Regions from separate parts of the Homo sapiens genome. Here region 2 is linked to region 1. A link is a contact called in ENCODE Hi-C or POLR2A ChIA-PET data. All regions are on one chromosome and are shown on one strand. Each heading gives the region's core, a stretch centred on a gene start or an enhancer-like site at or near the end of the contact. The rest is flanking DNA. Distances are from core to core; before and after follow the strand shown.

Region 1 (4,986 bases), core at 1,428-3,927:
TTTCGGACTTGGATTTCCCACTACCCTGGCTTCCCTGTACCCACAGTTTTGGAAGCCAACTCTGCCCCACTTTCCCCTGACCACCTGGGAAGGCCCCTTCCTTCAGGAGACTCTGCCCTTGCTTCCCTTCTGGAAGAGTCTCAGACACTGGAACCTTGGCCCTCATTTGTAAACTGGGGCTTCTGACCAATAAGTAGGTTGTGAAGTCAACAGCATTTTGTTAAAATTGTATAGGGCAGGGCCTTTTTTTTTTTTTTTTTTTTTTTTTTTTGAGACAGACTTGCTTTGTCACCCAGGCTGAAGTATAGTGGCTCTTGGCTCACTGCAATCTCCACTACCTCCCAGGTTCAGGTGATTCCCCTGCATCAGCCTCCTGAGTAGCTGGGATTACGGGTATGCACCACCACACCCAGCTAATTTCTGCATTTTTAGTAGAGAGGGCCCAGCCAGAACAGAGCTTATTTGGGCACAGTGGCTCATGCCTGTAATCCCAGCACTTTGGGAGGCCAACGCGGTAGGATCACTTTAGCCCAGGAGTTTGAGAGCAACCTGGTCAACATGGCAAGACTCCAATCCCTATATAAAAATAAATTTTAAAAAATTAAAAGAAAAGAAAATCATGGTCCTGCCACTACTACTGTTAACCAGTGCTGTGTCAACAGGCAAGTCACCTCACCACCCTGGGCTTCGATTTCTTCCCCCACTAGACCAGGGATAATTACCATGCCTTCTTCAGAGGAACAGTGTGGACAAAAATAAACCATTCACTGGGCATGATGGCCACACCCGGCTACTTGGGAGGGTGGGGCAGGAGGATCACTTGAGCCCAGGAATTCGAGTGGCAACATGCGAGATCCCATCTCTACAAAAAAAATTTTTTTAAGTTAGCCGGGTGTGATTGCATACATCTGTGGTCCCAGCTACTTGGAAGGCTGAGGCAGAAGGATCCCTTGAGCCCACGAGGTTGAGGCTGCAGTGAACTATAATTAAGCCACTGTACTCCAGCCTGGGCAAGAGTGAGACCCTGTCTCAAAAAACACAAACAGGCCGGGTGCAGTGACTCACGCCTGTAATCCCAGCACTTTGGGAGGCAGAGGTGAGCTATCATTTTGAGGTCAGGAGTTCGAGACCAGCATGGCCAACATGGTGTTGGCCTGTCTCTACTAAATATCCAAACACTAGCCGGGTGTGGTGGTGCACGCCTGTAGTCCCAGCTCTTTGGGAGGCTGACGCAGGCGAATAGCCTGAACCCGGGAGGCGGAGGTTGCAGTTAGGCAAGATCATGCCACCGCACTCCAGCCTGGGCGACAGAGCTAGACTCTGTCTCAAAAACAAAGAAAGAAACAAATAATAAGAGTTTATTGGAATGCATCGCCCATAGAAAGTATCTCTAATGCCTTAAACTTCTGTCTCAGGTATATTCGTGGGCATATGTGTTCTTGTTTGCTTGGTAACCCTGACTGGGCGGGGAGGTTAAAAGAGTTTGAAAATCAGCCGGGCGCGGTGGCTCACGCCTGTAATCCCAGCACTTTGTGAGGCCAAGGTGGGCGGATCACGAGGTCAGGAGTTCGAGACCAGCCTGACCAACATGGTGAAACCCCCGTCTCTACTAAATACAAAAATTAGCTGGGTGTGGTGGCGCGCGCCTGTGATCCCAGCTACTCAGGAGGCTGAGGCAGAAGAATCGCTTGACCCAGGGAGGCGGAGGTTGCAGTGAGCCGAGATCGCGCCACTGCACTCCAGCCTGGGCGACAGAGCGAGACTCAAAAAAAAAAAAGTTTGAAAATCACTATTTAGACCAATTCTCCCTTTCCACCCTTGCCCCCTCCACTTTTATTCCTGAGACAACTAAGACCCAGAGATGGGCCCGAGGTCCCACGTCGGGGCTCGGTGGATCTTGTGCTGTCCTGGGAGGGGGCTAATGGTGAGATGTTAAAGCTAATCCTTCCTTTCCCTACCTCCACTGTCATGGTGGGCTCCTGTCCCCACGCTCTGCCCAGCCGCCAGGATCCCGACTCACCCAGGTTATAGAGCAGAAAGAGGCCCTGGAAGGCGGGTTGGCGGGGGTGCGGCCCGGCGCCCCGCGCGTAGCAGCGCCGCAGCGAGCCGAAGCCCTCCTGCACCTGGGCCTGCAGCAGCACCGGGTCCGCGGGTCCCCGCGCCGCGTCGGGCCCGAGCCGCGCCACTACGGTCAGCAGCGTGGCCAGCGCCGCCTCCAGCACCACAGCTGCCTCGGCGTCGCCCGCTCCCTGCAGCGCCAGGTCCAGGAGCACAGCTCGCAAGCGGTCTGCCACGAAGCTGGCCACCTCGGCGCGGGCGATGTCGGCGCTCTCCGCCACCTCACCGGCCAGGTAGCGCACGGTGGCCAGCAGCACGGAGGGCGGACGCAACTGGCTGGGCGGGGGCCGGGGCTTGCCGGCGGCGGGTCGGCTGTACTCCTTCACCGCGCGCTGCGGATCCGCGCGGGGCGGGTCCTGGCGGCAACCCGGCACCACCTCCAAGCGGTGCAGGCGGTGCTCCCTTTCGCGCTGGGCGCGCTCGGCGGCCGGGCACATGTCCGGGCAGGTGCCCACGGGCAGCTCGCAGCCGGGCATGAGGGGGCTGCGGGGAGACGGTGGGCGCTCAGCATCCCGGGGACGGCAGTGCTGCGGGAAGGCACGCGAGGCCGGCCGGGGGGTGGGGAGCGGCGGGTCGGGGCGGGGCTGAACCTGTCTGGGCCCGCCTTCCCGCCATGATCCCCGGCCTTCGGGCCGCCCATCGAGCCACCTCTGTCCTCTCACCCAGTCCAGTCGAGTTGGCCTCCCGAGATGCACTGCGTTGTAGTCCAGCTACGCCTCTGCGGCTCCGCGCGCTCTAGGGCGGCTAACGGCCCCCATCGAGCGCCAAGTTCAGCTTCGCGCGCTCCCCTTAGTGTTTTTAACGTGTAGCCCGGGCCGCTCCCATGATACACCGGTGTAGTCCCTGCCGCAACCAACCGCTTTGTGGTGAGGCGGGGCGGGGCGGGGCTGAGGCCACGCCTTCCAGCCCGCTGAGCAATCAGGATTTGGCTTTGGGGCCTCTGAGACAAGTACCCGGGCTTTGGGTTCCTCTCCTTCGTCCCTTCCACCCAATAAACCGGCTCCATCGGCTTGTCCTCTATTTCCCTGAGACTATGCTCCCTATTTTCTAGCTCAGGGGCCAGCAAATGTTTTCTGCAAAGGGCCAGGTTGTAAATGTTTTGGGATTTGCAGGCGGCAAAGACTCAACTCTGCAACTGTTTCAACTGCCAGTGTAGCGCGAAAGCAGCTATCACAATACTAAATGAATTAGCCTGGTTGTGTTCCAACAAATTTTATTTATGGACTCTTAAATTTCATATAATTTTCACTTGTCACATATAAATTTCACCTGTCATTGTCACAGAATATTATTTTGATTTTTTTAATCATTAAAAAAAGTAAAAACCACTCTCACAGCCCTTACATTAAAAAGGAGGTGGGCCAGATTTGGCTGCAGGTGGGAGTTTGCAGACCCCAGTTCTAGAGGGGTAAACTAATGGTTTAATGACCACAGCTGCTGCTCACACATCAAGACAGACAGACATGGGCCGGGCGTAGTGACTCATGCCTGTAATCTCAGCACTTTGGGAGACTGAGGCGGGTGGATCACTTGAGGTCAGGAGTTCGAGACCAGCCTGGCCAACATGGTGTAACCCCGTCCCTACTGAAAATACAAAATATTAGCTGGGCGTGGTGGCATGTGCCTGCAATCTCAGCTACTGGGGAGGCTGAGACAGGAGAACTGCTTGAACCTGGGAGGTGGAGGTTGCAGTGAGCCGCGATCCCACCACTGCACTCCAGTCTGGGCGACACAGCGAGACTCCAACTCAAAAAAACCCCAAAAAGACAGGCAGGGTCAGAAGTGTGAGTCCTTGATTCCAAGGTGGCAGGTGTAATCAGGGAGCTAAGAATTCATTATTTTTCTCATTCTTGGTCCAGTTACCTACAGAAATGGCTCCTGTAATTACAAGACCAGGAGGTAGGGCCAGGCCCTGGGGAGAGGAGAAGGGGCTGGCAGTGCAGGAGCGAGAGTCCCAGGGAATGGCCCACTCCCTGTTAGGGTGGGAGTTGAGACAGGTGCAGGCGCAGGATCTCCTCTGCCCGCTTCAGGTACTCAGCTGCCTTCTTCTTCACACCTTCCTGGCGGGCAGGCAACGGGTCACCTGTGGAGAGAGAATGCTCAGCTGAGGCACCTGGGCACCACTGGCCTGGTCAGAACCCCTGGTCGGGTCCTTTACAATTCGCAGAGCATCACCATGTGCTTTTCCCTCCTCTCTGGGGCCCAGCATCCATTCTCCTCAGTCTACAAATAAGAAAACTGAGGCCATGCTGGGCGCGGTGGCTCACGCCTGTAATCCCAGCACTTTGGGAGGCCGAGGTGGGTGGATCACGAGGTCAGGGGTTCGAGACCAGCCTGACCAACATGGTGAAAGCCCATCTCTACTAAAACTACAAAAATTCGCTGGGCGTGGTGGCACGTGCCTGTAATCCCAGCTACTCAGGAGGCTGAGGCAGGAGAATGGCTTGAACCTGGGAGGTGGAGGTTGCAGTGAGCCAAGATTGTGCCACTGCACTCCAGCCTGGGCGACAGAGCGAGACTCTGTCTCAAAAAATAAAAATAAATAAATAAAAATAAATAAAAAATAAAAATTCAAAAATTAGCCAGGCATGGTGGTGGGCGCCTGTAATCCCAGCTAGTCGGGAGGCTGAGGCAGTAGAATCACTTGAACCTGGGGGGCGGAGGTTGCAGTGAGCCGAGATTGTGCACTCCAGCCTGCAACAAGAGCAAGACTCTGTCTCAAAAAAAAAAAAAAAAAAAGAGGAAGAAGAAAACTGAGGCCACAAGAGGTTAAAAACAACAACAACAAAAAAACAGAAACAAAAATCTGCCCAGGTTACACAGCTGGTCAGTGAGGAGTAAAAGGGCTCCTGATCCGTGATTTGCTTG
Region 2 (4,986 bases), core at 1,531-4,030, 71 kb before region 1:
CCAGCCTCTGCCCTTCTCAACTGTCAGTTACACTCCAGCTCTTAAGTGGATCCAGGCCCTAGACCCAAGGACAGAGACTGTGGACAGGGAGGTGCCCGCAGCCTGTTTCTTCTTGCCTTGTCTGTCCTAAGCCCTTTCGGGCTAAGGCTTCAGTGCTCAAACAGACCTGTTTTCAGATCTCAGCATCATCACTTGGGCAGGTTGCTTGCCCTCTCCACAGCCTACTTTCCCCCACCCCTGTGTGAAAAATGGGGATAATCATGGGCCTGTCATGACTCAATGGCATCATCGTGTTTGAAGCCCTCCATAGCGTCCCTGGCAAGTGGTACGTGCTCAGTGTGGCTAGCCGGAGCAAGCCTGTGCTGGGCGCCTGCATTTGACACTGAGCTCTGTTCTATCATAAAGATTACCTCTTCTAATCTTCCCAGTAATCTTAGGAGAAAGCTTTAATTTTATCACATCTCAAAGATGAGGAAGTGTCCTCAGATGTGCCTGTCATCAGGCCAGGACCCAGACCCAGGGTGGGCACCTGGCACTCCTGCCTCGGGTAAGATAATTTCCAGGGCAACAGGAGAGGCCTTGCCCAAGAGTTTCTTTGGGTAATCTTGGCCACAGAACCAGAGATCACAGTTGGAATGTTGTCAAGGCCACTAGTGACGGGTAGGTTGCTAACCCCAGCGATCAATTTCAGGTTCTGCACTGCCTTGACCATCAAGCAGCATGCGGTCACTCCCTGGAAATAGATTCTGTGCTTGACTGCTGTTGAGAATTGCACGTGCTCTCCTAACGTCATCCCTGACATGCTGTATATATTTTACTTATTTTTTTCTGTCTTTCCCACCAGAATGTAGGCTCTCTGCAGCAAAGATGCTTTTTTGCCTCTAACTTTATTTTTGTCTCCCAGTACCTAGGCACAGGTGGATTGAACAAATGTTTGTGGAATATGAATGGTTAATGACTCGCATCTGCACAGTTTTGGCCCTGCCCTGCCCAAGCGCTGCTCACCCACCCTAACCCTCCCCCTGGCCTGAGGCCAGCTCAGTCAAGCCCAACATACCCAGCCGATGAGGCCGGGTCGCAGTTCACAGAAATATTTGAAGTCGAAGAAACAGATACGAGGGTTGAGCTCTCGTCCCAGAAAAAAGTCGTAAATCGGATTGCCTGGAGAATATTGGAGAGTGAATGTACAGGCAGACGCCCCAATCTGCCTCCGTCTCCACCCCAGGACCCCTCTCACCTGAGTTCCCCCCAGGTGCCAGGGCCGAAACTGGGGCTACCTGCGCCTTCATGTAGAGAAAGAGGCTGAAGATGAAAGCGGTGAGGGTGGCGACAAACGCCAAGGGCAGGAGCATTTCCGGGAGCGCCCCCAGAGGCAGCCCCGCTGACATCCCCAGCCCCACCAACAGGGCTGTCAGCACCAGGGCCTGGAAGCCTGAACCACAGCGCACAGTGAGCCCTGGGGCTGCGCGCCTCCACATCCCCACCCCGCAAACACACGCAGAGCCCAAAACTCAGGGGGGCCACAGACCCTGCCCCAAGCATTAGGCTGCCACCCTGGCCTTCAGAGGATCACCCCAGCCACTGCTGTGGTGCACGGAGTAGCAGTAAATGGGGTAAGGCTGTGGGGACGAGGGGCATAGGGAGAGCCCCCGGCGTCTGTCCTGGGCGTAACAGAGGCACACAAAGGAGCCTGGGGTGGGGGCCAATCTCCGTGGACCTCCCCGCTAGGCCTGGAGCTCCACCCCCGGCCGCTTAACTCCAGCGCGAGGGCCCGTCCCCTAGGCACCGTTAATAGGATAGCGCAGGCGACTCTTGTCCTTCAATTCCTGCCCCTCGGCCACCTGCGGGTCCAAGGGGGCTCTGATAAGGCCCGGGGCGTCCTTTCCCTCGCCGAGCCCATTCGCTTCCCTCCCCCGAGCGTCCGCGAGCGGGGCCCGCACCTTGCGCGCCGGCAGTAGGTAGAGCGCCGCCTGCAGGCCGAGCCAGGCGAGCCACAGCAGCAGCGCCCGTGGGCTCCACAGCACCTCCAGCCCCGGCAGGGACGCGGGTGGACCCAGCAGGCGCGCGGGGCCCGAACGGGCCGCCAGGAGCAGGTGGAACATGGTGGCGGGCAGCAGCAGTAGCAGAGCCGCGGCGCCTGCGGGAAGGGCCATCACGTCGGGCGTCCGCCCCTAGCCCCCCAGCTCCCCGCCGGCCCGCACGGGCGCCCTGACGTCTCTGCGGGACCCTCTCGGCATTCCCAGAGTGCGCCTCCGCACCCCGTCCTCAGCCCTCGGCCCCCAGGCACCCCGCTGCCTCCCAGTTCCCTTCCCAGGCGTCCATCTTAGTCCCCCGCCCCCAGGCCCCTCGAAGACCCTCCTCCTGCTCCCAGTCGACACCATAAATCCCCGTTCTGCAGCCCCCAGAACCGGCCCCTCCTCAGCTCTCCCTCTCCAGACACCCTTCGCTGCAAACCCCCGGGTCCCTCTGCCTCCGACACCCCCAAAGCCTTCCATCCTCAGATCTCGCCCCCGCTCTTAGTTCACCCGCTCCAGCTCTCCTTCGCTTAGCCTTTGCCCCAGGTCCCATCTCTCTGCCCCATTACCCAGGGGCCCTCCGAATTCCAGCGGGGCCCGGGGGCCCTGAGTGGGGGCCATGGTCTCCGCTCCGCCGGAGAGAGAGGGCGCTCACAATAGTCAGTCAAGGAAACACTGTCCGCCCCATTTCCCAGGAGATGGACTCGGCCGCGCGGAGGATCCGGCCCCGCGGCGCCTGCACCTGCCTGGACACGGAACGCAGACAAGGACCGCTCTCGTCCCAGGGTTTTTAAGTGGAACCGCCCCCTGCCCATGCTGGGCCCAGCACACCAGCCAATCGGCGCTCGGGGGCGGACCCGACGCGGGCGCCTCAGAAGCCTCAGCTTCAAAACCCCGCCCCCGGAAAGGCCCGCCCAGCAAGCGAGAGGAGGAGGCCACACATGTTTATTAGGCCGGTCCTGACACCTGCCTGCGGGGAAGGACCACCGAGACCAGATCCTGGGTGCCATGGGGTGCAGGGACAGACCGGTGCATGGCAGCGGCTGCGCCTAGCCGCGCTCGCAGATGACCTCAACCACACTGGGCTCCATGGGCACAGGGTCTGGGCAGCGCAGGGCAGCAGAGGCCACCACTTCGTCCAGCAGCAAGTGCACGAGTTCTTCGTCGGCCACAAAACGCCACAGGTAGAGCTGCAGAAAGTGGCAGTCCACTTGCACCTGCTGCAGCCCGAAGCGCCCAAAGGTGCGCAGCCGCACACACTCCAGCAGCGTCTTCAGGCTGATCTTGATGATGCCGGTCAGCACCGACACCTGCAGGCAGGGACACAGGGATGCAGCTTGGGGACTGCAGGTGTGTGTGGGGGACACCCAAGTTCCAAGCAGGGGCCCGGGAGACATACGATGGAAGTAGCTGGGATGAGGCAGAAAGTCTCCGGGGCCAGATAAGAAGGGAGGGATACAATATTAGCGCCGTCATCTGGAGGGCAGGGGACAGGTAGGGCCCAGCAATCAGAGGCATCCCTGAGCTTGGAGTGAGGCGGGGCAGGGACCATGGGTGAACAGAAAACCCTGGGGAGGACCCAAGACTACTGTGGGGATAAGGACAAGGGCAAACAGTAATCCCAGGTCAGCACCCAGACTCAGGCTGGGCATACACCAAGACTGGGACAAGGGCTGTGGGATTTGGAGGCAGGGCACTCTGTACTACCTAAAAACAGCCCTAGAGACAGAGACTGGAGGGTCAGGGTCACCCCCAGTTGGTCACAGAGTCCTGGGGCTCCTTGGGCAGGTGTGGGGCTGCTCCAGCCAACCCTCCCCGGGATCCCTGGAAGTCTGAGTCACGTTGGAAGTCGGACCTTGTTGAACTCCACAGGGCTGAACACATCAATACGTTCAGAGAATAGCTTCTGGATATTGCTCAAGAGGTTGGTGTCCATCGGGGCACTGGATTGGGGAAGACAAGGAATCAGAGCCCGCCCTGCACCCTCGCCCTCTTTTGTCCCTTCCCCCTGGGGCTCCCCTGACCAGCCAGACCTGGGGGTATAGCTGGGGGCGTAGCGGCCCTGCTGCCGAGAGCTGCTGTACACGGAGAAAGTCCTCTTGCTGGAGTCGCTGCTCTGGGCCTTGCGAACACCCTCTTCGTACAGGAGCCCCACCTGGTGGTAAAAAGAGGTACTGCAAGGAGGCCCGAGTCAGGGGAAACCACCAGCCCATCGGTGCTGAGGATGCCCTAAGTCAGCTACTCAAGCATCACAAGGATCACAGGGTAATCACCGCGGGGCCCGCTATTTAGTAGGTACATGGTCGCTATTTATAGAACCAGTGGAGTGGGGCAAAGGCAGGATACAAGAGTTGGTCTGAGGTCTAATCTTCAGCACCAGCACCAACCCTGCCCTGACTTCCTGGGTAACCCTGAGCCTCTGCTTCTCCACAGGTAAAATAGGGGCGAAGATGTCATAATCCTGGGCTGAGAAGGAACAAGACCGTGGACATAGGCACTCCCCAGCCCGTTTGGTCTTCATCCTTGGAGACTTGTTCCCCTGGGGTTCCCTCACGGACGCCCTGGCTACAGAACTGGCCCCGTGAGAAGCCCAGATACACATGTCCCCTCCTCCAGGCAGGGACTGCCAGTGATCCTCTGCTGCCCCAGCCCCTCTTGAAGGGACAGTACCCCCAGCCTGCGTCAGGGCTACCCCGGCCAGCCTGGGCAGCACCTGCACGTCGATGGCGGTGGTATCCTCCACCACCCGCTTCATGACGGCCCGCACATTCCGGGGCTCCAGAGTGCTGAGCCAGTCGCGAGTCTCCACGCTCTTGCGCAGCATCTGTGATATGACCAGGCCCTGCACCTTCACGTAGTGGGTCAGCAGCCGCCGCGCCGTTTCCCTGGCCTCTGCACACAGCGTGCTCACGGGCGTCACTGGGAACTGATCCTGAGCCAAGGAGGCAGAGGACAGAGGGAGTGGGTATGG

The links. A loop is a pair of places that touch in the nucleus more often than their neighbours do. ChIA-PET counts read pairs that join two places held with the same protein, here RNA polymerase II (POLR2A). Pooled maps may share reads with other maps.
Region 2: a loop to region 1 is called in a map of B cell, with 5 times the contacts of the local background. The contact joins the promoter of TM7SF2 here to the promoter of SAC3D1 in region 1. A Hi-C loop is called at or near these places in 9 of 168 maps with a recorded cell type or tissue (B cell, CD4-positive, alpha-beta memory T cell, CD8-positive, alpha-beta T cell and 6 more), 20 of 37 single-sample maps with no recorded cell type and 24 of 50 pooled maps. POLR2A ChIA-PET finds 5 or more read pairs at or near these places in 31 of 52 experiments (A549, A673, B cell and 25 more).

Annotation. Positions count from the first base shown.
Region 1 is chr11:65,038,901-65,043,886 of GRCh38, reverse strand. It overlaps SAC3D1 (SAC3 domain containing 1), which reads right to left and starts at 2,677. Exons shown (of 2, transcript NM_013299.4): 1 at 2,021-2,677. The coding sequence starts at 2,594. It overlaps SNX15 (sorting nexin 15), which reads right to left. Exons shown (of 8, transcript NM_013306.5): 8 at 3,315-4,201. The coding sequence ends at 4,095. It overlaps ARL2-SNX15 (ARL2-SNX15 readthrough (NMD candidate)), which reads right to left. Exons shown (of 11, transcript NR_037650.2): 11 at 3,315-4,201. RefSeq lists enhancers at 1-57, 4,838-4,957 and silencers at 2,009-2,058, 2,079-2,758.
Region 2 is chr11:65,109,666-65,114,651 of GRCh38, reverse strand. It overlaps TM7SF2 (transmembrane 7 superfamily member 2), which reads right to left and starts at 2,780. Exons shown (of 10, transcript NM_003273.6): 1 at 2,585-2,780; 2 at 1,941-2,137; 3 at 1,787-1,841; 4 at 1,238-1,432; 5 at 1,058-1,161. The coding sequence starts at 2,636. It overlaps VPS51 (VPS51 subunit of GARP complex), which reads right to left. Exons shown (of 10, transcript NM_013265.4): 7 at 4,729-4,947; 8 at 4,049-4,170; 9 at 3,871-3,958; 10 at 2,790-3,325. The coding sequence ends at 3,065. RefSeq lists silencers at 1,969-2,398, 3,664-3,839 and enhancers at 2,529-2,578, 2,649-2,758, 2,681-2,975, 2,672-3,597, 3,598-4,525.